Linked DNA regions of Homo sapiens: region 2 is linked to region 1. A link is a loop called in an ENCODE intact Hi-C map of the cell type or tissue named here. Cell type or tissue: heart left ventricle. All regions are shown on one strand. Each heading gives the region's core, and the rest is flanking DNA. Links, peaks and the distances in the headings are about the cores only. Region 1 has its middle 10 kb from the start of LYZL6. Region 2 has its middle 18 kb from the start of CCL5.

Region 1 (12,185 bases), core at 2,872-10,871:
AAAAGGATATCCTGACTCCAGTGAGACAGCAGCCATAGTTCCCTGTCTGTTATCTGCAGGGCTGATATGGAGGATTGCAGATGTCACCAAAGAGTTGTGGTTCTCAGGCTGGGCACAGTGGCTCACGCCTGTAATCCCAACACTTGGGGAGACCCAGGCCGGTGGATCACATGAGGTCAGGAGTTCGAGATCAGCCTGGCCAACATGGCAAAACCCATCTCTCCTAAGAATACAAAAAATTAGCTGGGCCTGGTGGCACACGCCTGTAGTCCCAGCTACTCAGGAGGCTGAGGCAGGAGATTTGCTTGAGCCCAGGAGGTGAAGGTTGCAGTGAGCTGAGATTGCACCGCTGCACTCCAGCCTGGGCAACAAGAGTGAGACTTGGTTTCAAAAAAAAAAAAAAAAAAAGTTGTGGTTCTCAAGGGCCTTTGGAAGGCCTCCCAGCTTGCCTGAAATCCACGATTATAAAGCCCGTCAAAGTTGCATCATCAGACGCTGCAACATCACAGGTTAGCATGTCCCTGAGAAAACGACACACTGAAAGGTAATTTTTATAAGAAATAGGGAAAAGAGAGAAGGTTCAATTGAGGGGTAGGAAAATATGATGGTGGAGCCCCCTTACGGTGCTGCAATAGAAGCTTCCCCCCAAAAAGCAATAGTGGTCTGGGCGCTGTGGCTCAGTCCTGTAATCCAGCACTTTGGGAGGCTGAGGCGGGTGGATCACTTGAGCTCAGGAGTTCGAGACCAGCCTGACCAACATGGCAAAACCCCGTCCCTACTGAAAATACAAAAATTAGCTGGGTGTGGTGGTGTGTGCCTGTAATCCCAGCTACTCGGGAGGCTGAGGCAGGAGAATCACTTAAACCTGGGAGGCAGAGGTTGCAGTGGGCCCAGATCATGCCACTGCACTCCAGCCTGGGTGACAGATAGAAACTCCATCTCAAAGAAAAAAAAAAAAAGAAAGAAAGAAAAAGAAAAAAAAGCAAATTGTGAGCATACATTGAGCCATCCCAGTGTGTGAGGCATGATGCGGAACACTCTATGCAGGCAGTCATCTCATCTTCACAGCACTCTTACTAAATAAACTGCAGAGAGGTGGCGGGGTGCAGTGGCTCACGCCTGTAGTCCCAGCACTTTGGGAGGCCGAGGCGAGTGGATCATGAGGTCAGGAGATCGAGACCATCCTGGCTAACACGGTGAAACCCCGTCTCTACTAAAAATACAAAAAATTAGCCGGGCGTGGTAGCGGGCGCCTGTAGTCCCAGCTACTCCTGAGGCTGAGGCAGGAGAATGGCGTGAACCCAGGAGACGGAGCTTGCAGTGAGCCAAGATCACGCCACTGCACTCCAGCCTGGGAGACAGAGCGAGACTCGTCTCAAAAACAAAACAAAACAAAATAAACCACAGAGAGGTTAAAAAATGCCTAAAGGTCCAGGCGCAGCTCACATCTGTAATCCCAACACTTTGGGAGGCCAAGGTGGGTGGATCACTTGAGCCCAGGAATTCAAGACCAGCCTGCGCAACATGGCGAGGCCCCATCTCTACAAAAAATTACAAAAATTAGCCAGGTGTGGTGGCCTGTAGTCGCAGCTACTCCTGAGGTTGAGGGAAGAGGATCCCTTGAGCCTGGGAGTTTGAGGCTGCAGTGAGCTATGATTGCACTACAGCCTGGGTGTGAGAGTAACACAGTCTCAAAAAAAAAAAAAAAAGAAAAGAAAAAGAAAAGCAGTTGTGGACACACATTGAGCCCTCCCAGTGGGTGAGGCACAATGCCAAACACTGTATGAAGGAAATAATCTCATCTTCACAGCATTCTTACTGAATAAGCTGCAGAGAAGTTAAGAAACGCCCAAAGTCACAGAGCTGATAGGAGGCAGTGCAGGATTTGAATCCAGATTTGACACTAACGTATGGATCTAGCTACTGCTCTGCAGTACCCACTTAAAGGGAAGTGTTTTTCTTTCTTGGTTATTTAGTTCATGTGTTAAACTGGTTGGTGTTGGTAGCAGATGGTGAGTATTATAGTTCAGCCTTCTGGAGAAAGCTTGTCAGGCTTCAAGAGAATGTTAAGCATCTATGATGGTCCTAGAGGGAGGTTCCCCTCTCCACCCCTTCACTGCTTTACATGGAGCACTTATAGTGTGTGAGGTTCTGTGTTAAGGATGATACTTTCATAATGACGGTATCTGAAAGGCAGGTGGGCAGAGGCCAGCAACAAGGAATTGAAGGGTCAGTGATGTAGCAATCCAGTGACATTGTTCATTTGCACACACATGGGTCTGTCACATGCAGCCCAACTCACCTGGAGTCCTGAGAAGGTAACCAGACCAGGATGGAGGCCCAGGGAACTCACCAGAAGTTCTCAAGCATCAGAACACGGTGAAAGCATCCTGGTAGGCAGATAACACATGCCCACGGTTTGTGAGAGAAAGTCCTCCAGCAGTTTCTCTCCTTCCCCTTGGCTTTGACCTGGCATACCTGGGATCAGGCAGTTGATTCTCCAGGCCAGGTGCCTCAGGGAGGTGACCCTTCCTGTTCTGGGTTCTGCAGAAGCCAACAGCTCTGGGCTTGTGCCCATCAAGCACTCTTCTGCCCATTTTACTCTCTCGTGGATGCATGGTGGTGTTGATACAGGCCCTGAGTTAAAGGCTCCATGGCCGCCCATGACAGGAGGACAAAGCAAAAGAAAGCCAGAGTTAAACAGGCCCCTTGGGTCCCCTCCTTCACTTCATAGATGGGAAAACCAAGGTCTGGGCAGGGAAAGGGATTCAGCCAAGGCCACAGCGCACTGATGGCCACGCCAGGGTTAGGATTCCCAGCACAGTCTGTTTCTCTCATACTCCGCAGCCTTCTCTAATAATAGATTTTGGGTTGGGTTCTTCTTTATCAAGCGCTGGTCACACATTATCTCTATCTTTCTTAAAACAATTGTTCTTTAATATCATTATATATTCAGTCAGTGTTCAAATTTTCAACTGTTTTATGTCAAAAAGCCTTTTCTAAAGTTGATTAAATCAGGATTGAAATAAGATGCACACATTATGATTAGTCGATGTCTTTTAAATCTTTTAATCCATGGATTCCTCTTTCCTCTTTCTCTTTTTCCTTTTATTCTTGAATAAGCCACATCATGCCTAAACACCTGAAATCCTTCTCATTAAAGAGAAAAAAAAACACCACAGGAAACGTTACTACATATATAAAGATGAAGATAGGAATTGCTTGTGAGTGAAGCAATGAAGTCTGAGCACAATGTGGAAACTGGAAATCAGAGGTTGCATTTTAAAAATCTCCACTCTCTTCTTTAGATAGATTGGTGATTATTTTACCTATTTCATTTTAACTATCTTAAACACAACGTAAGGAACCTAAAGAGAAAACTTGTCAGCAATTGATCTGTCCTTTCAATGAACAGTGAATGCCACGGCGTATGTCTACCTGGGTACAAATCTCCTTTGCTAATAAGCAAACAGTGAACCTCTAAATCAATGTAAACTTTCATCATGTTTCACTTCAGTTGATTCCACACGTTGAGGCTAAGCACAGCTGAGCAAATCAGCTGTAAAATCCTAAAGTAAGAAGATATCATTTTAAAGATAAAAATTGTGATATTTAGGCCAGGCACGGTGGCTCATGCCTGTAATCCCAGCACTTGGGAGGCAGAGACGGGCGGATCACGAGGTCAGGAGATCAAGACCATCCTGGCTAACATGGTGAAACCCCATCGTCTCTACTAGAAATACAAAAAAAAAAAAAAAAAATTAGCCGGGCGTAGTGGCGGGCACCTGTAGTCCCAGCTACTAGGGAGGCTGAGCCAGGAGAATGGCGTGAACCCGGGAGGCGGAGTTTGCAGTGAGCCGAGATCATGCCACTGCACTCCAGCCTGGGTGACAGAGCAAGACTCCATCTCAAAAAAAAAAAAAATTGTGATATTTAGACAAAGCATTCTTTTACTGATTTCATTTAAAAAACCATCTGTGCTCTTGGCTGAACGTTGTGTGAATTTGATCCTGTCATCACAATGCTAGCTGATTATTTTACACACTAGTTGATGCAGTTTCTTCATAGTGTCACTAGTCTTTATATTTTGGTGTATTTTTGCAGTGGCTGGTACTGGTTTTTCCTTTCCGTATTTGGTGCTTCATTCAGGAGCTCCTGCAAGGCAGGCCTGGTGGTGATGAAATCCCTTAGCATTTGCTTGTCTGGAAAGGATTTTATTTCTCCTCTGCTTCTGAAGCTTAGTTGGGATGGATATGAAAATCTGGGTGGAAAATTCTTTTCTTTAAGAATTTCTTTCTTTTTTTTTTTTTTTTTGAGGTGGAGTCTCACTCTGTCACCCAGGCTGGAGTGCAGTGGCGCCATGTTGGCTCACTGCAACGTCTGTCTCCTGGGTTCAAGCAATTCTCATGTTTCAGCCTCCAAGTAGCTGGGACTACAGGCACAAGTCACCATGCCTGGCTAGTTTTTGTATTTTTAGTAGAGACGGGGTTTCACCATGTTGACCAGGCTGGTCTTGAACTCCTGACCTCAGGTGACCCCAAAGTGCTGGGATTACAGGTGTGAGCCACCATACCTGGCCTCTTTAAGAATGTTGAATATTGGCCCCCACTCTCTTCTGGCTTGTAGAGTTTCTGCTGAGAGATCTGCTGTCAGTGTGATGGACTTCCCTTTGTAGGTGACCTGACCTTTCTCTCTGGCTGCCCTTAACATTTTTCCTTCATTTCAACGTTGGAGAATCTGACGATTATGTGTCTTGGGGTTGCTCTTCTCAGGGAGTATCTTTGTAGTGTTCTCTGTATTTCCTGAATTTGAACGTTGGCCTGTCTTTCTAGGTTGGGGAAGTTCTCCTGGATAATATCCTGAAGTGTGTTTTCCAACTTGGTTGCATTCTCCTTGTCACTTTCAGGTACACCAATCAATTGTACATTTGGTCTTTTCACATAGTCCCATACTTCTTGGAAGTTTTGTTCATTCCTTTTCACTCTTTTTTTCTCTAATCTTTTCTGCATGCCTTATTTCAGCAAGATGGTCTTCAATCTCTGATATCCTTTCTTCCACTTGATCACTTTGGCTATTGATACTTGTGTATGCTTCACGAAGTTCTCGTGCTATGTTTTATGTTCCTTTCTAAACTGGCTATTCTAGTTGGCAGTTCCTGTAACCGTTTATCAAGGTTCTTAGCTTCCTTGCATTGGGTTAGAACATGCTCTTTTAGCTCAGAGGAGTTTGTTATTACCCACCTTCTGAAGCCTACTTCTGTCAATTTGTCAATCTCATTCTCCATCCAGTTTTGTGCCCTTGCTGGAGCGGTGTTGCGATCATTTGGAGGAGAAGAGGCATTCTGGTTTTTGGAATTTTCAGCGTTTTTGCATTGGTTTTTCCTCATCTTTGTGGATTTATGATCTTTGAGGCTGATGACCTTTGGATGGGGTTTTGTTGGGGGGTTGTTTTTGTTGATGTTGTTGTTGTTGCCGCTTTCTCTTTGTTAGTTTTTCTTCTAACAGTTAGATCCCTCTTCTGCAGGTCTGCTGCAGTTTGCTGGATGTCCACTCCAGACCCTGTTCACCCGGGTATCACCAGTGGAGGCTGCAGAACAGCAAAGATTGCTGCCTGTTCCTTCCTCTGGAAGCTTCATCCCAGAGGGGCACCGGCCTGATACCAGCCGGAGCGCTCCTGTATGAGGTGTCTGTCAACCCCTGTTGGGAGGTCTCTCCCAGTCTGGAGGCACGGGGGTCAGGGACTCGCTCGAAGAGGCAGTCTGTCCCTTAGCAGAGTTGGTGTGCTGTGCTGGGAGAATCCTCCTTGTGAGGATCAGCCACTCTCTTTAGAGCCGTCAGGCAGGAAAGATTCAGTCCACTGAAGCTGTGACTGCAGCCGCCCCTTCCCCCAGGTACTCTGTCCCAGGGAGATGAGAGTTTTATCTGTAAGCCCCTGACTGGAGCTGCCACGTTTCCTGCAGAGATGCCCTGCCTAGTGAGGAGGAATCTAGAGAAGCAGTCTGGCCACAGCCGCTTTGCTGCACTGTGGTGAATTCCACCCAGTCCAAACCTCCCAGTCTCAGCACTGTCAGGTGAAAACTGCCTACTGAAGCCTTGGTTATGGCGACCGCCCCTCCCCCAACCAAGTTCCATTGTCCCAGGTCGACTTCTGACTGCTGTGCTGGCAGTGAGAATTTCAAGCCAGTGGTTCTCATCTAGTTGGGCTCCGTGGGAGTGGGACCCGCTGAGCAACACCACTTGGCTCCCTGGCTTCAGCCCCCTTTCCAGGGGATATGTAATATTCTAAAGCCTTTATTGTTATTTTTACAATGCTCACAGCATCTTCACTAAGTATAGACTCCATCTTAAGAAGCCACTTCCTTTGCTCTTCCATAGGAAGCAACTCCACATCTATTCAAGTTTTATCATGAGATTATAACAATTCAGTCACATCTTCAGGCTCCACTTGTAATTCTAGTTCTCTTACTATTTCTGCCACATCTCCAGTTACTTCTTCCACTGAAGTCTTGAACCTCTCAAGGTCATCCATGATGGTTGAAATCAATTTCTTCCAAATTCCTAGTAATGTTGATATTGACCTCCTATGAATCACATCTTCTTAATGGCATTTAGAATGGTAAATCCTTTCCAGATGAAAATCTTGGAAATCCTTTTCAGGCCGGGCACGGTGGCTCACGCCTGTAATCTCAGCGCTTTGGGAGGCTGAGGCAGGCGGATCACGACGTCAGGAGATCGAGACCATCCTGGCTGACATGGTGAACCCCCGTCTCTACTAAAAATACAAAAAAAAAAAAAAATTAGCCAGAGGTGGTGGCGGGTGTCTGTGGTCCCAGCTACTTGGGAGGCTGAGGCAAGAGAATGGCATGAACCCGGGAGGTGGAGGTTGCAGTGAGCTGAGATTGTGCCACTGCACTCCAGCCTGGGAGACAGAGCAAGACTGAGTCTCAAAAAAAAAAAAAAAAAAAAAAGAAACTCCTTTTCAATTTACTTTGCCTAGATCCATCAAAACAATCACTATCTATGGCAGCTCTAGCCTTATGAAATGTGTTTCTTAAATTACAAGACTTGAAAGTAAAGTTACTCCTTGATCCATGGGCTAAAGAACGGATGTTGTGTTAGCAGGCATGACAACAACAATAATCTCCTTGCACGTCACCATCAGAGCTCTTAGGTGACTAGATGTACAGTCCATGAGGAGTAGTATTCTGAAAGTTATGTTTTTTCTGAATAGATCTCAACAGTGGGCTTAAAATACTCAGTAATCCATGCTGTAAATGGATGTGCTGTTACTCTGGCTTTGTCGTTTCATTTATAGAGCACAGGTAGAGTAGATTTAGCATCATTCTTAAGGGCCCTAGAATTTTTGGAGTGGTAAATGAACACTGGCTTTAACTGAAAGTCACCAGCTACATTAGCCCCTAACAAGAGAGTCAGCCTGTCTTTTGAAGCTTTGAAGGCAGACATTGACTTCTCTATAGCTATAAAAGTCCTAGACAGCACCATCTTCCCATAGAAGGCTGTTTTGTCTACACTGAAAATCTATTGTTGCTCTCGAATGGCCCTGGCCAGGAAGATGAGTTGCGTGTGTCACTTCAACTGGCCATAGTGGTGGGAATGGAGGCAGTGGGGCCTGTGTGGCCGCCTGGGTTTGTGAAATGGCTGCTGGCATTTCTGAATTCAGTGGGGCTGATTGCAAAGGAGACCCAAGAAACAGTGCCAAGTTAGATGCTGATTACTCACTTTGAGTCCTTTATTGTGGAGTCTGTTCATTACTAACACACACACAGACACACACGCACACACATAACATATCCATACACATATCACATTTTAAAATTCTGTTTATTTTTTCTTCCAACTTTTATTTTAGGTTCAGGGAGTGCATGGGCAGGTTTGTCACATGGATACATTGTGTGGGGTTTGGTGTACCAATGACTGTCATCCATGTAGTGAGCATAGTACCTGATAGGTAGTTTCTTTTTACCTTCTTTCTTTTTTTTTTTTTTTGAGATGGAGTCTCGCCCCATCCCTCAGGCTGGAGTGCAATGGCGCCATCTTGGCTCACTGCAACCTCTGCCTCCCAGGTTCAAGAGATTCTCCTGCCTCAACCTCCTGACTAGCTGGGATTACAGGCCCCTGCCGCCATGGCCAGCTAATTTTTGTATTTTTAGTAGAGATGGAGTTTCATCATGCTGGCTAGGCTGGTCTCAAACTCCTGACTTCAGATGATCCACCCACCTGGGCCTCCCAAAGTGCTGGGATTACAGGCATGAGCCACGGTGCCCGGCCCCTGATAGGTAGTTTCTTGATCCTCACCCTCTTCCTACTCTCCACCCTTAAGTGAGCCCCAGTGTCTGTTGTTCTCTTCTTTGTGTCCATGGGTACTCTATGTTTAGCCCCCATTTCTTAGTGAGAACATGCAATATTTAGTTTTCTGTTCCTGTTTTAATTTGCTAAGGATGATGGCCTCTAGCTGCATCCATGTTGCTGCAAAGGACATGAATGATTTCATTCCTTTTTTATGGCTGCACAATATTCCATAGTGTATATGTACCACATTTTCTTTATCCAGGCCACCACTGTTGGGCATCTAGGTTGATTCCATGGCTTTGCTATTGTGAAAAGTGCTGTGATGAACACGTGCACACATGTATTTATGGTAGAACAAATTATATTCCTTTGGGTATACACCCAGTAATGGGATTGCTGGGTTGAATGGTAGCTCTGTTTTAAGTTCTTTGAGAAATTTCCAAACTGCTTTTTAAAAAATAATACATTTAAAAAATCCATTCAGCTTGGTTGGTTCAAGTTGGTTCCACAGCTTGGCTACTGTGAATAATGCTGTCATGAACATGGGAGTGCAGGTATCCCTTTGACATTGATTTCCGTTTCTTTGGATATATACTTAGAAGCAGGATTACTGGATTATGTGATAGTTCTTTTTTCAGTTTTTTGAGGAATGTCCATGCTGTTTTCGATAATGGCTGCACTAATTTACATTCCCACCAACAAAGTAAAGAGTTCCCTTTTCTCCACATTCTTGCCAACACTTATCTTTCATCTTTTTGGTAAAAGTCATTCTAATTGGTGTGCGATTATATCTCGTTGTGGTTTAATTTGCATTTCCCTAATGATTAGTTATGCTAAGCATTTTTTTCACGTACCTATTGGCCATTCGTATGCCTTCTTTGGAGAAATGTCTGTTTAGGTCATTTGCCCATTTTTTAATCAAGTTGTTTTCTTGCTGTTGAATTGTTTGAGTTCCTTTTACATTCTGGATATTAACTCCTTACTAGACGTATGGTTTGCAAACATTTTCTCCCATTCGGTGGATTGTCTCCTCACTTTGTTAATTGTTTCCTTTGCTGTGCAGAAGATTTTTAGTTTAGATGTCATCCCATTTGTCTGTATTTCCTTTTGTTGCCTGTACTTTTGAGGTATTTTGTCAATATTTTATCTCAGTTTATCAGTTGTCTTTGTCTTTTGACTTTGTGGTATTTTTTTGGTCATGCAACATTAAAAGTTTTATTTTTTATTTTTTGAGACAGAGTCTCACTCTATCACCCAGGCTGGAGTGCAGTGGCATGATCTTGGCTCATTGCAGCCCCGACCTCTTGGGCTCAAACAATCCTTCCACCTCAGCCTCCCTAGTAGCTGGGACTATAGGCATGCACCATTACGCTTGGCTAGTTGTTTTCTTTTTTTTTTTTTTTTGTAGAAACAGGGTCTTACTATGTTGTCCAGGCTGGTAAATTTTTTTCATGTGGCCAAATTTGTCAATCTTTTCTTCTGTTCCTCTAGATTTAGATCTTAGAAAGCCTTTCTCTTCACCAAGGTTAAATAAAAAGTTACTAAGTTTTCTTCCATTAGTTGCATGGTTTTATCTTTAGATATTCAGACCCTTTAGATCCTTAATCCATTTGTGTATTCTTGAGCATGGTGTGAGATACGAGTTATCTATATGGTTACTTAGTTGTCTCAGCTCATTTAATTAAAAAGCCCACCTTTATCCCAATGATCTGAATGCCACCTTTGTCATACACTAAGTGTTGCATGCCCTTGGGTCTAATTCTGAACTTTTTGTTCTATTCCACTTGTTTATTGTCTATTTGTGTACTAGTAACACACTGTTTTGATTTAGGCTTTATAGTAAGCTTCAATGGGTGGTAGTAAGAGCCCTGTTGTTTAATTAACTATAGCAGAGTTGAGGGTAATGCTTAGCTTTGTTATAATTCTAGATCTAAATAGCTGTATCTTGTAGATTGTTACTATTCAATTATAGATTACTGATTACTTGAGCCAAAGGAGGTTAGGGCCAATACCAAATACAAATTTTAAAGAAAAGTGGCTAATTTATTTAGTTCATCTGGCATTCCTAGAGAAACAGATCTGGCACAATATAAACAGTCTATGTACATTCAATCCCCAGTTTATGAAACTCTCTCAGAGGATTGGTGGAATTCCATATTCTCTAACAAGATTCATTCCTGGGGCACATGAATCTGATTCTGATTTGACTTATACATTCGTCGAGAACCACTATTATGTATAAGCACCCAGCTGAATGCTGCAAGATTTCCTAATGGAAAATACTGGCATTTTCACTCATTTGCAAATATTAATTGAACATTGTATGCCAGGCATTGTGCTAGGTTCTGGAGCTATAATAATGAATAATATAGTTATGACCCTTGTCTACCCTCCACAGTTTAGCAGGAAACAGAGGCAATTAAACAAGTAATAATAATAGTGTGATAAGTACTAGAAGAGAGGAAATATAGTGTGCTGGGGCAACACACAGCTGGGGCACCTTAAGGTAATTTAGGAGAGTCAGAAAAAGCTTCTTAGAAGAAGCAATATTTAAGCTGAGACATGAAGGAGGACAAGGAGTGAACCAAGGTGTGGTAGTTTTCCAGGCAGAGGAAAACAGTGTGTGCAAAGGCCCTAAGGCAAGACATAGCTTTTTACTTTCAAGGAACTAAAATCAATTTCTGTGTGGTTAGAGTATAAGTGAGTGGGGAATGATGGAAGATAGGGCATGGTAGGGGTTTTCCACCTGCACTGGTTTTGCTCCCCAGGAAACATTTGGCAATTTCTGGAGACATTTCTTGTTGTCTTAACTAGGGGTTGAGACAGTGCTATTGGTAGTAGACAGAGATCAAGGATAGTTCTTCTAAATATCCTACAGTAGACAGGACAACATCTGCCTTGCCCTTGCCCCCCTCACCCCCGCCCCCACACACAAAGAATTATGTGGTCTAAAATATCTGGTCCTGGCGAAAGCAAAGGTCCTTTCATTACAATTCATATAATATTTTAAGAAGAGAGTTTGGATTTCATTCAAGGGCAAGGAGGAGCTATTTGCTGGCTTTAAGTAGCAAAAGCAAATGTTTTAGAAAGATTACTCAGTACAGAGAATTGACTAGAGTTTCTTCATTCAAATATTTATGTGCCATGCATTGTGTAGGAGCTGGGGATACAGTGGTGAACATTTAATCACTGACCCATTCCAGTGGAAGAGGTAGAAAATAAAAATAATATGGAAATTAACGATGAACAACAAGGCTGTTTTCCCATATTCAGTATCCCAAATGTAGATGAAATCTGGGTCTGAAAATAAAACTTCAGTATTAATTTTTAGAGAAAAGCCCTAGACAAATTTTATAAAACATCATCTATGGGGTATTTGTTGTTTAGTTTGGATCTCATTTCTCCTAAATGTAAATATTTAAAAAAAAATCGCCACAACACAAATAAAATCTTGTTCTTCATTATTGTTCTTCATTTTCTGTGTATGTATGTGTGTGTGTTTCTGGCTTACTTTTCCACATTATGTTTAAAATGCTTAATATTATAGGATTACTGAAATGATTACTTCTTTGGCTGACAGCTTTAATAGTGACAGCAACAATTTTGGGAACCATGATCATTTGACACCCCCCAGTATAGTACAGAACTTGTCTCTTGGCAAGGATGACATTTAATTTTTTCTTACATAGGTTTCCTTGGGGGAAAATAAAAACCTTTGCTTTTTGTATCTCTGTGACTCTTCTTAAAATTAGCTATTTTCTAGAATGAGCTCATTTCGATATATTAGCTTCTTAATCTAAGCAGTAAATCAGTGACAACTTGTTTAATGTGTTGGGAACTTCTAGTTGCATAAAAACCTTTTTTAAAGAACTTTAG
Region 2 (12,185 bases), core at 1,639-9,638, 57 kb before region 1:
TCTGTCTCTCAGAGCCTGGCCACGGAGGGGGATGTGATCCTTCTCCCTTCTGGCTGTCCTTGCAGGCTAGCCCACATACCCCTTTTCAAAGAGTTTCACAGAGAGGCTTAGGAAGGAAGCCTTAGAAAGGAAGTGACAAAGTTTCAGAATCTTACAGGATTCTGTAGTTGTAGTCTGGATCTGCTCTTTTTTAGCTTGTCCTGGGAAGCCCCTTGGCTTCTTGCCTATTACTTCCATTCTCAGGGACGGGGGTCCCAGTCCCCTGCTTCCCCACTATGCTGCTTGCCCTGCTTTCTAGTGTTCAGGTTAGAATATTAGGGCCCTTAGAACCTTCCTAGGCATTCATTGCATTTTTGAGGCTCTCCAGCTTGCATGAAAAAGTCCCCTTGGGGAATTTCCTCAAATTAGGGTTTGGAAATTCTGCACCGTAGTCATTCCTTCTAGTGTCAGCTTTGGGTGGTGAAAAGAGCAAGGAATGGGAATTAAGAGACCTAAGCTCTAGTCCCATTGTAGCTCCAAACCCACTTGTTACATTTTGGCAAACCACTTGCCCTTTGTAGGCCTAAGTTTCCTCATCTGTGAAATGAGGGTCTGACAATGTTATTTATTTCCCTCTTAGTTAAAAGATACAAAAGTAAAGGATTTCTAGTATACTAGAGTGAGATTTGGGGGTAAGTTTCCTGTTTGCTCCTAAAATCAGTTCACATTACTTCTCCTATGGGTAAGGCTGAGGGAGTAACATACCTTCTTTCCCTCGTATCCATCAAAGGCCTAGGACTCACTTTACCATTTAGCTCATGAACTTCTGTGAGCAGCACTGTCCTCCTCCGCTTACCCACTCATTCCTACCTTTTCACACATCCCTTCACTCCATCCTGTCCAGCACGCGTCTATTCATTCATCTATTCCTTCATATCTGCATCTTGTGTCTGTTAAAATTCTTTGTATTCATGGCCAGGCACAGTGGCTCATGCCTGTTATCCCAGGACTTTTGGAGGCTGAGGTGAGAGGATCGCTTCAGAAGTTCAAAACCAGCCTGGGCAACATAGGGAGACCCTGTCTCTACAAAAAATTTAAAAATTAACTGGGTATGGTGGCACACACCTGTGGTCCCAGCTACTTGGGAGGCTGAGGTAGAAGGATCACTTGGACCTGGGAGATTGAAGCTGCAGTGAGCCATGATCACACCACTGCACCCCAGCCTGGATGACAGAGTGAGACCCTGTCTCAGGAAAAACAAAAAAACAAAAAAACAAAAAAACACACACACACATTATTTGTTCATAAGTGGAGAAAACTTTTGTGGACTGGGAGTGTGGAAAAAACAGTCAACATGCATTTTTCCTGTTCTCTTACACCATAATAATACAGAAGACTTCTGTGACAAAATATGTAGGGGTTTCTTCCCACACACCAAGTAAGCAATTAGTTCTGCAGTGGACACAGCCGGGTGTCCACCAGTTAATTCAACTGTGACACCATCTACCTGGAAATAGCCTCAGAAACCACAGGTTGAGGAATCAGTTCCACAGAACTGCTCCCTCCTTCCCACCAGTCACGAGTCTGGGCTTCCAGAATGTCTGACCAGCTGGCTTCAAGTTGGGGTTACCATGACCCACCCTCTTCGGGGTTGATTAATTTGCTGGAGGAGCTCACGGAACTCATGGAAGCACTTACTTACATTTAAAAAGGATGCAAATAAATAGCCAGATGGAAAGATAACACAAGGCAAGATCTGGAGGAGCTTCCGTTCCTGTGGAGTTGGGGTGCACCACTCGCCCAGCGCGTGGATGAGTTCTCCTTCACTGTCCTGTCAGCCTCCATGCGTTCAGCTATCCGGAAGCTCTCTGAACCTTGTCTTCTTGGGCCTTTTATACACTCGTTGGATAAGCATGACTAAAGCATGGACAACCATGTCAAAATGTGATTGGGCAAAAAGGGTATGATTTAATACTAACAGACCGAGGGTGGAATCCATCAGGGCCTGTCTGCTCAGATTCTTTTCGGCCTTTCTGTGCAGCATTCCTTCCCTCCAGGGTATGGGGCAGGGCCCTCTCTGGAATGAGGGTCTTATGACCCACAATTAGATTAGAACCCTGCCTTGGGCAGGTGAAAGGAGGGCAGGAGAGGTCAGAGAGAGAGAAATTCTGCTTCCTGAGGCCTGTTTCTAAGGCCTAAAGTGTCCCAACATTATAACAGATGACTGTAAAAGGGCTATGGGAGTTATAGGCCAGGAACTGTGGATGAAAACTTATATACATATAATTATAGATATATATACACACACACACAATTATATCACACTAACTTAATCAGGAAAGTAATGTATTGGGGGTAATGTTGAGTAGCTCATAGAATGGGTAGGATATTGGAGAACTTGGCTTGGAAAAATGACAAGTGAGAAACCAGAAACACTCTGTGTTTGTGGGCAGCAGGAACTACTTGGCAGTGCCATCAGGGTGCCACTGTTTTTTTTTTTTTTTTTTTTTTTTGAGACGGAGTCTCGCTCTGTCGCCCAGGCCAGACTGCGGACTGCAGTGGCGCAATCTCGGCTCACTGCAAGCTCCGCTTCCCGGGTTCACGCCATTCTCCTGCCTCAGCCTCCCGAGTAGCTGGGACTACAGGCACCCGCCACCGCGCCCGGCTAATTTTTTGTATTTTTAGTAGAGACGGGGTTTCACCGTGTTAGCCAGGATGGTCTCGATCTCCTGACCTCAAGATCCACCCGCCTTGGCCTCCCAAAGTGCTGGGATTACAGGCGTGAGCCACCGCGCCCGGCCAACCACTGTTGATATAGATGTATTCCAGTTAATTTTCCTATCCTCGTCTCACTCTACTAAGGATTCACAGTCCTAGGAGAGGGAGTATGACCAGCTAATCTTGTGTCATTTGCTTGCTTCTTGGCTGGGAGAAGTTAGCGTCCCTGATATGTCGTACTGCTGAGACTGTATACCCTGGAAGGAAGAAGTAATTGCATAAAAAGATGTCAAGGTGATTTTGAAGGGGTAATGGATGCTAGTAGAAAAATAAAAGCAAAACAAGTAAACAAGTGAACCAATACTCAACTCACCAGTCACCCACCCACCCACTCATCCATCCATTCATCTGTTCACCTATTCATTCATCCTGTCATCCATATATCATCCATTCTCTCAGCCAGTCAAGCAACACAATTTTATTGAGTACCCATCGTGTTCCAGAGGCCATGCCAGGCACTTAGATACAGTAAAATGACACCACTCAGAAACATCCCAAGAGTATCCTCACAAAGGACGCAGCTATGAAGCTAAAAGATACAGAGAAAGGAATGCATATACGTCCATGTACTGGAGGGTTCAAAACAACATTGCTAGGGACATGGTGACTAATTCTGGATGTGGGCAGATAAGAGCTGATTTTTATGAACATCTCATACTGCCAGGAGATTGCTTAACATGGGGCAGAAATGGGACCAGGATTAAGCACCAGAAAACCTGGGTCGGCCTCTGGTCTCTGCTTCTCTAGAAAAGGCATATTTCCTTTTCCTTATCTGCTCAACAAGAAGAATGAATATAAGAATCCGTGTTTTGTCTAATTCAGAGAACTGTGGAGGTGAAATGAGTTAATGGATGTGAAGGCATTTTCCGATACAAAGAAAGATAATTATTTCACCACGGTGACTTCTGTTTCCTGAGTGGCTGGTAGCTCTGTGGCTAATGTGCTTTGACTTCTTTCACGCCCTCGCTGCCCGCTATCTGGTGGTAACTGTGCAGGGGTCTGTTGTGTTTCAGTTCCTTAGGCTGGTCGATGAATGTCCAGGGTCATCACTGCTACCTGCCTCAGAGAAGTGGACGCTTAAGGTCCTGTGGGCCCCAAGGAAGCTGGAAATAGTAGCTGTGTGAGTGTGTATGTGTGGGACTGGGGCTGGTTTCTTGTATGTGGGAATGAAATAACCAGGGGAAGTTCTGAACCATGTGGTAGGCTCAACTACTTTCAGCCCACAATAGGAAGGAGCTCCAACTTGTAGCCAAGCCAACACAGGAGACCACAGCTTGAGGTCAGAGGGTGAAGCATATACTGTCTAGAGGAATTAGCCCTGAACCTACAGCGTTCCAGGCCACAACCCTGAGTGAGGCAAGTCGGCTCTCTGAGCCCCAGTTTTCTCATGTGTGAAACGGGTGGCTTGCCTGTAGGAAACAGGCTGTTGGTGGTGCTGGCTCATCTTCTTCACTGGTCCTAGGATGAATTTCTGGGCCAGGCATGGGCCTGCCTGTTTACTTCTCAGCTAGTCTCTTCCGGCTTTTTCCTCATCTAAAAAGCACTCCCGGCAGGGCACAGTGGCTCACCCCTGTAATCCCAGCACTTTGGGAGGTCAAGGCAGGCGGATCACTTGAGGCCAGGAGTTCCAGACCAGCCTGGCCAACATGGCGAAATCCCGTCTCTACTAAAAATACAAAAAATTAGCTGCGCATGGTGGCGCGTGCCTGTAATCCCAACTACTTGGGAGGTTGAGGCAGGAGAATCACTTGAACCCAGGAAGCGGAGGTTGCAGTGAGCCAAGATGGTGCCACTGCACTTCAGCCTGGGCAACAGAGCAAGACTCCACCTCAAAAAAAAAAAGCACTCCCTTGACTGCCTTTTATTATTATCACTATTATTTTATATTATTATTATTATTACTATTTTGAGACAGAATTTCACTCTTGTTTCCCAGTCTGGAGTGCAATGACTCGATCTCGGCTCACTGCAGCCTCCGCCTCCTGGGTTCAAGCGATTCTCCTGCCTCAGCCTCCCAACTAGCTGGGATTACAGGCATGTGCCACCACACCCGGCTAATTTTTTCTATTTTTAGTAGAGACAGGGTTTCACCATGTTGGCCAGGCTGGTCTTGAACTCTTGACCTGAGGTGATTTGCCCACCTCTGCCTCCCAAAGTGTTGAGAGTACAGGCATGAGCTACTGCGCCCGGCTGTGCCTTTTATTATTGATGGGCTATACATTGCTACATCCTCTATAAAGTTTGAAAAAATTTAAAAGTACATACTGTATTTAATAAGCACTAGTATTCCTACTTCTAGGAATTTATCTTACAGATGTAGTCACATATGTACAACTTGATCTATACAAAATATTCATGGTTTGTAATAGTGAAGATTGAAGTTTATCAATAAAGGACTAATGAAATAATTCTGGCACTTCCATATAACAGAATGCCAGGCTGCTACTAAAAAAAATGAGGAGGCCGGGCATGGTGGCTCACGCCTGTAATCCCAGCACTTTGGGAGGCCGAGGTGGGCAGATCACGAGGTCAAGAGATCCATCCTGGCCAACATGGTGAAACCCTGTCTCTACTAAAAATACAAAAATTAGTTGGGTGTGGTGGCGCGTGCCTGTAATCCCAGCTACTCAGGAGGCTGAGGCAGGAGAATCGCTTGAACCCAGGAGGTGGAGGTTGCAGTGAGGCGATATCGCGCCACTGCACTCCATGCACTCCAGCCTGGGTGACAGAGTGAGACTCAGTCTCAAAAAAAAAAAAAAAAGGGCAGTCTTCATACTTGCAGAAATGAATAATCCCTAAGACACACTAGATGAAAGAAACAAGGAGGATAGAATGGCTTACATAGTATGCTACAATGTATGTGTGTTTAAAAAGAAGAGAGAGACTCATCTATGTTTGTAAATGCTTTTGGAGGCTGCATAAGAAATTGGCAACAATTCCCTTCCTGTTAGGAAGGGTAATGGGAGAGAGGCCTGGAGGACAGCGGTAGGAGGGAGACCTTCTTTTCCTTGTATACCACTTTGTATCTTTAGAATTTTGTATCATGTGCATATTTGATCTATTTCTAATAAGTCATGTGGTAGGGGGTTACCCAGGTATTGGAGGGAGAATTCCCATGGAGCTTCAGCCCGTCTTAGAGCTTCTTTTACCCCCTCAGGCCAGTAAGAGATTCAGGCTCTCTCAGCAGAGGTTGAGGTGCATGATTCACCCAGTGGCTCATTCCTGCCCCAGCCCCCTCACCCAACCCCTCACCCCACCCTTTACCACATCAGGGAAGTGGGCTTTTAGAATCATATTTTGACACCAAAAACAACCATACGTGCCCTCCCCCAAAAGAAGAAGAGTGATATTTCATCATCTCCGGGGAAGGAGTGGTAGACATTATCTCCTCTGATGGAGGGTATTTCATAGTGGAAACAGGATAGTCTTTGGAGTTGTACAAACTTTGGTTCAAATTCCAGCCTCTGCTGCTTATGCTGTAAAAGCTCAAGAAATTGCTGTGCTCTTGCTGGACTGTTTCCTCATCTATAAAATGAACTGACTTTCTACTGAGCCCACGTGACTGGTAAGGACCAGATAAGGTCATTGCATATGATGCCTGGCACATACTAGGTGCTCAGTAAATGGAAGTAGTTGTGCTCACAGTCACTGAGATCAGCTCAGCCTACTGGAGCCCTTTATCACAAAGGAAGGAGGAAACAGTAGTGGTTGGAATTGGACTCAGTTCAGCAAACACTGATGCCCTCTCTGGGCTTGGCCCCTTGCCCAGTAGAGGTAGAAAGGCACAGTGCCTCCTTGCCAGGGATGCACGTTGATCAGAACAGTCCGGGAGAGCCTCAAGTTTGCAGCTGCCTCTCTATAGTTCTGAGGTCTAGAGACAGTGTGGTCAGCCCAAAGGGGGCTGTTTCCAGGGCAGACTCAGCATTGGTGTTTGCAGTGGGGACTCTCTTGTCAGGGAACAGGCTGAGTTGGGAGTGAGAATCCTGGAGGTTGCTTCGTGAAGATGGTGTGTTGGACCAGTAGGGACCTCAGGAACAAGCTTCCCCAGCGTCGAGGGCTCCTGTCTCCTGGCTTGTCCCCTCCGCAGAGGCCCCTGCAGTACAATGGCCTTTCCTGCCACTTGGGAATTGATTTTGAAGATGGGGTTTGCCTGTCAGCTGCAGACACATATCTCTTTTCTCCCCTGATGGGCAGTGGCGGAGAGCATGGGCATTTAGAGGAAGCAGACCTGGGTCTGGGTTCTTGCTTGGCTGTTGATTCACTCAGTGGCCACGTTCCCTAACTTTGCTAAGCCTCAGTTTCTTTGTGAAATGGGTATAATAATATTACCTACTGCTTCATGTGAGGATTCAAAAAAATACCCCATTACAAAAATGTTTGTAGGCATTACACAACTATTTTAGCAAAGCTGCCTAACATTGAGCTGGCTGATCTAAAATGAGGGCAAAATTATTCTTAGGGAGGGAATTACTCTTAGGATTAGGGGGGAAAATACCTTAATGGGCATGTGTGATTATAAAAAGGGAAATCCCTCCATTCCATCCCGCCCCTACCTCATATTGCCTAGAGAGGGCTAACTCTGCGTAAGAAACAGGATTGGAAGTCATTCATGGTCAGTGTGAGATGGGGTAAGGATATGTGGTGGTGAGAGAGAAGAGGGGAGATGTGCAGGGATCTAGAACACAGTGGGCCAGATCCTGGGAATAAAATCAGGCCAGGGAGAGATTAATTTATTCTGTCAGGGAATGGCCAGTGGTTTTTTAAGGCAGGGATTTTTATGGCTGGTATCCAAATTCAAGTTCTCACCTGAATTATTCTGTGCTATATTCAATACCTATCTTGTGTGCAAATCTCCAGTAAACATGTTACAACCAATAGCCTTACATCGTGGTTGTTTTGGGGGAATGAAGAAATGAGGGCCCTGACCCTCGTGGGGTGAAGCAGCATGTGAAGAAATGGAGAATTCCGTGGAAGCTGGGAATCAGAGGAAGAGGTGCCATGATGTAACAGGAGCCTTCAGTTCTTGGGGATGTAGATGGGGTGAGTCTTGACTACTTGCAGTATCTGAGATGGAGAATGGGAATGACTTTTTGGATATTCTGGTGAGGTTCCGGATGCCCACATAGCAGAGGCTGCCAAATGGGCAGTTTAAAAAGGATAGAGGACATGCTGAGGCTCAGATCAGTGAGAACTGGGTGGGGCCCAGGCAGCAAGTGGCTGTGGGTTCTGGCCTCAGCAAGAGAACAGACCACAGGGTCCGCCAGCTGTGGCACTGGAGCATCAAGAGGGTCCCGGAGCAAGGTGAGATGAGCCATATGTCAACACGTCAGCTGCAGTCAGCAGAATGAGAACCATGCCCCACCCTCTGCATGACGCCCTGCATCCTGAAGCCACCCTGGGAGGTAAGAAACAGTCCTGACAAGGAGTTTGAACTTCACATTGGCCATGAATATTTACCTGAAGTGAAACTGCTTCATTTCAGAGGAGCTCATTTTCCTTAATTACCCTTGTTCAAATGTTTCTTCCACCATTGGTGAGAGTGGGTGCTCCAGTGTGAGCTCAGTTACTGAAAAATAGCAACTCTTTTCTGCACGTCCAAGTTGTAACATGTACATTTTTGACACTGCTACATGATTAATGATGAAGAACTACCCCCAGGGTCACATAAACACACAGTCCTCCAGCCATAAAACTTCCCTCTCATGTTGCAGACACACAGGCTGCTTTCTAGCCCCATCGCTGCAGACACTCTAACCACCCGTTTGTCTCGTCAAAATCCTGTCAGTGCTTCTGAAAACAGGAGAGAAACACTGACAGCTCACACCCTCACTTTTCTGTCCTGCAGCTGCTTTTTGATGGCTCCAACCCCTTAAGAAGGCTTAATTTCCCTGCAGGGACCAGCCAGGATATGCTCAGAAAGTAGGACATGGAATTGTTTTGTTAAAAAAAAAAAAAAAGTAGAAAAAAGAAAAGAAATGGAAAACATAGAGACAGTCTGAGTCACAGTGAGGCAGGGCGTGACCTAGACACACTGGGTATCAGGGTGGCTGGATTTTCTCTTTACTGTTCCATAGAATGTGGCCTTTCCCGTTCTGAAAAGTAAAAGATAATATTAGCTAATGTGTCCCTCGAGCCTTGTTGGGAAGATTAAAGAATTGAACGGTATTTGGCACATTGTAAACTTTCTCTCTCATCGTCTATACTTTTGCTCTTTCTTTTTCTTTCTCCATCTCTTCCACTTTCTCCATCAGTGACAAGTTGAATGATAGTACCATTAAAAATCCCCGCTGTGGCCGGGTGTGGTGGCTCACGCCTGTAATCCCAGCACTTTGGGAGGCCGAGGCGGGTGGATTACCTGAGGTCAGGAGTTTGAGACCAGCCTGGCCAACATGGTGAGATCACTTCTCTACTAAAAATATAAAAGTTAGCTGGGCGTGGTGGTGGGCACCTGTAATCCCAGCTACTTGGGAGGCTGAGACAGAAGAATCGCTTGAACCTGGGAGGCGGAGGTTGCAGTGAGCTGAGATCACGCCACTGCACTCCAGCCTGGGAGACAAAGCGAGACGCCGTCTCAAAAAAAAAAAAAAAATCCCCCTATGAGGAAATAGGAACTTTCCAGTTGGGAGGTGGGGCACATGGAAATAGGAGTTGTCATAACCCCACATTTTGGGCAGCCATGCCAAAAAGCAGTGTGGACTTTCTGCCTCCTTCATCTCCTGTTCTTTACAAATCAGCTCCACCACTTACTAGCTGCCTAATTCTGGGCAGCTGGTTGACGTTTCCAAGGCTGTTTTCTTATCGGAGATATGAGGATGATGCTATACACTACACAATGTGGCTATGATTAGGAATTGGCCTAAAATATGTAACATGGTACTTGGCAGATACTCCATAAATGTGGCTGTTTAAGCTAAAATGATGAAGCTCAACGGGTCAGGCTAACAATCTAGGAGTTGACTTTTCTTTCTTTCCCACCTTTCTTAGGTTGGCTCCTCCAGAAGCCGAACCTGAGAGAGGATTTGAGTGCAAGTATTTTTTTTCTCTTTCTTGAGACAGAGTCTCACTGTTACCTAGGCTGGAGTGCAGTGGTGTGATCTCAGCTCACTGTAACCTCTGTCTCCTGGGTTCAAGCAATTCTCGTGCCTCAGCCTTCTGAGTAGCTGGGATTATAGGCATGCACAACCATGCCCGGCTAATTTTTGTATGTTTAGTAGAGACGGGATTTCACCATGTTGGCCAGGCTGGTCTCGAACTCCCAGCCTCAGGTTATCCACCTGCCTCAGCCTCCCAAAGTGCTGGGATTACAGGCGTGAGCCACTGTGCCCGGCTGAGTGAAAGTAGTTTACTGAGAGGTGATCTCAGGAAGCTCCAGAAGGGAAATGGGGAAATGAAGTATACCTTATCTTATTTTAGCCTCAGATCAACCCTCTCTGGATATTGTTATTATTCTTTATATTCTATAGATGAATTAAGTGGTGGTTTTAAACATGTCCACAATTCTATATTTGTACCATCAAGTGGTGGAAAGTAGGTCCTCTGTTCTTGGATCTTTGCAACATTCTCAATACGTGGATCAGAATGATTCTCAACGCTAGATTAGAAAATGTTGCCCAGATGCTTGCTATTCTTTTTGAAATATTGGCTCAGGAAGCCTTTGAAGTGTAGCTACCCTGAGACTGCCATGCTGGAGAGACCATGTGGAGAGAGACAGAGAGAGAGAATTAATGTCTGACTGTAACTACCTGAGAGACCCCACACCAGAACCTCCCAGCCAACCCTTTCCTGCATTCCTAATCCACAAAAATTGTAAGAGATAAGAAATGGTTATTGTTTTAAGCTTAAAGTTCTGGGGTGATTTTTCTGTACAGAAGTTGATTACTGGAACATGATCTTGATGGGGTATGGAGCATGCTACCCCAAAATGTGGCACCTTGGCCTACTGATTATTTTAAGCTGAAAGAAACTGAGAAAACTACAGAAACAGGGAGGTCACTCTCTGACCTCCTCCCACCTTTCTCCCTTGAAGCAGGCTGTAAAAGAATTCTGATCTACCTCCTCTGAAAATAGGTCATAAGATCCTCATTCCAGAGAGGTCCTCCCCAACCCTGGAGGCCAAGAAGAATCTGAGCAAACAGGCCTTGATAAGTCTTCCCCTCCCTCAGTTTATTACCATTAGAATATACCCTTTTGTCTTCTAATCATACTTCTGCATGACTGTACATAAAAGTAGTTTTTCTTTAGTATTTGGATTTTCATTTCTGAAGTCTCTTGTTTTATGTAAAACTTACCATAAATAAATTTGTATGCTTTCTCTTGTTAATCTGTCTTGTTATAGGGGCCTCAGCCATGAAACTCGCGATGGGTGAGAAAAAGATATTATATTTCCTCCCCTACAATTTGTGCCCAGATTTTTCTGACTGCAGAGATCTCCTTCAATAACTCCTTATTTATTTATTTATTTATTTATTTATTTATTTATTTATTTTTATGTTTTGTGGCAGGGCCTTGCTTGTACCCCCGGCTGGAGTACAGTGGTGCAATCACAGCTCACTGTAGCCTCAACCTCCTGGGCACGAGTGGTCTTCCCACCTCAACTTCCTGAGTAGTTGGGACTACAGGCATGCGACACCATACCCAGCTAATTTTTGTATTTTTTATAGACACAGGGTTTCGTCATGTTGCCCAGACTGGTCTTAAACTCCTGGGCTCAAGCCATCTGCCCACCTCAGCCTCCCAAAGTACTGGGATTACAGGTGTGAGCCATCACACCTGGCCAATAACTCCTTATTTCATAAAAACTAAAATGCAGACTCCTTTGTATGGCATTCAAGTGTTGACAATTTGGCCCCAGACTACTTTTCAACCCAAACCCCAGCCATCCCAGCCTGCGACTTCATTGTGAAACGATAGAGGGGACCAAAAAAGCATGAGCTTTGAAGAGAGTGTGGTATTGTAGAGGAGAAAAAGTAGTTATCTTTTCCTCACCCATTGTTTCATGGATGACACCCTTATAACAAAAGACAGATTAACAAGAATAAAGCATAACAAATTTATTTAATTTTAAAAATCAAAGTCTTGCGTGACACTGGAACCTTCAGAAATGACACAGATACCCAGGGGAAAACTGCTGTTTTTTTATGCTTAGGTTTGATGAAGAATGGGCTGTAAACCAAAAATAAAATTTGAAGCCCTTCAGCCATCTGAATGGGCACCTCCTCTCGGCCAAGGGCATTCTAAAGTTAACCTGAAAAACTAGTTCAGGTCATGATCGGAAGGGGGGAGTCAGACACGCCTTGTTACCATTCACGTCAAAAAGATCTTAAGACTGATAGAACAGACTCTTGAAGTCTGATAAGAAATATTTAAAATCTACTCTCTCTGAAGCCTGATACCTGGAGGCTTCATCTGCATGATAACAGCTTGGTCTC

The links. Peaks named below come from ENCODE experiments on the same cell type or tissue, not always from the same donor. Only the 100,000 strongest peaks of a DNase experiment are listed, where the experiment ranks them.
Region 2: it touches region 1 in a loop (4-fold over the local background); 3 of 110 quality-filtered maps call a loop at or near these places.

The regions. Positions count from the first base shown.
Region 1 is chr17:35,947,821-35,960,005 of GRCh38, forward strand. No RefSeq gene overlaps it. Among named protein-coding and RNA genes, the nearest start is that of LYZL6, 10 kb to the left of the region's middle. In heart left ventricle, for the core only: no CTCF peak of the experiment used is centred there; no DNase peak of the experiment used is centred there.
Region 2 is chr17:35,892,428-35,904,612 of GRCh38, forward strand. It overlaps the pseudogene LRRC37A8P. Among named protein-coding and RNA genes, the nearest start is that of CCL5, 18 kb to the left of the region's middle. In heart left ventricle, for the core only: no CTCF peak of the experiment used is centred there; a DNase peak (open chromatin) is centred at 6,517; H3K27me3 peaks cover 1,605 bases.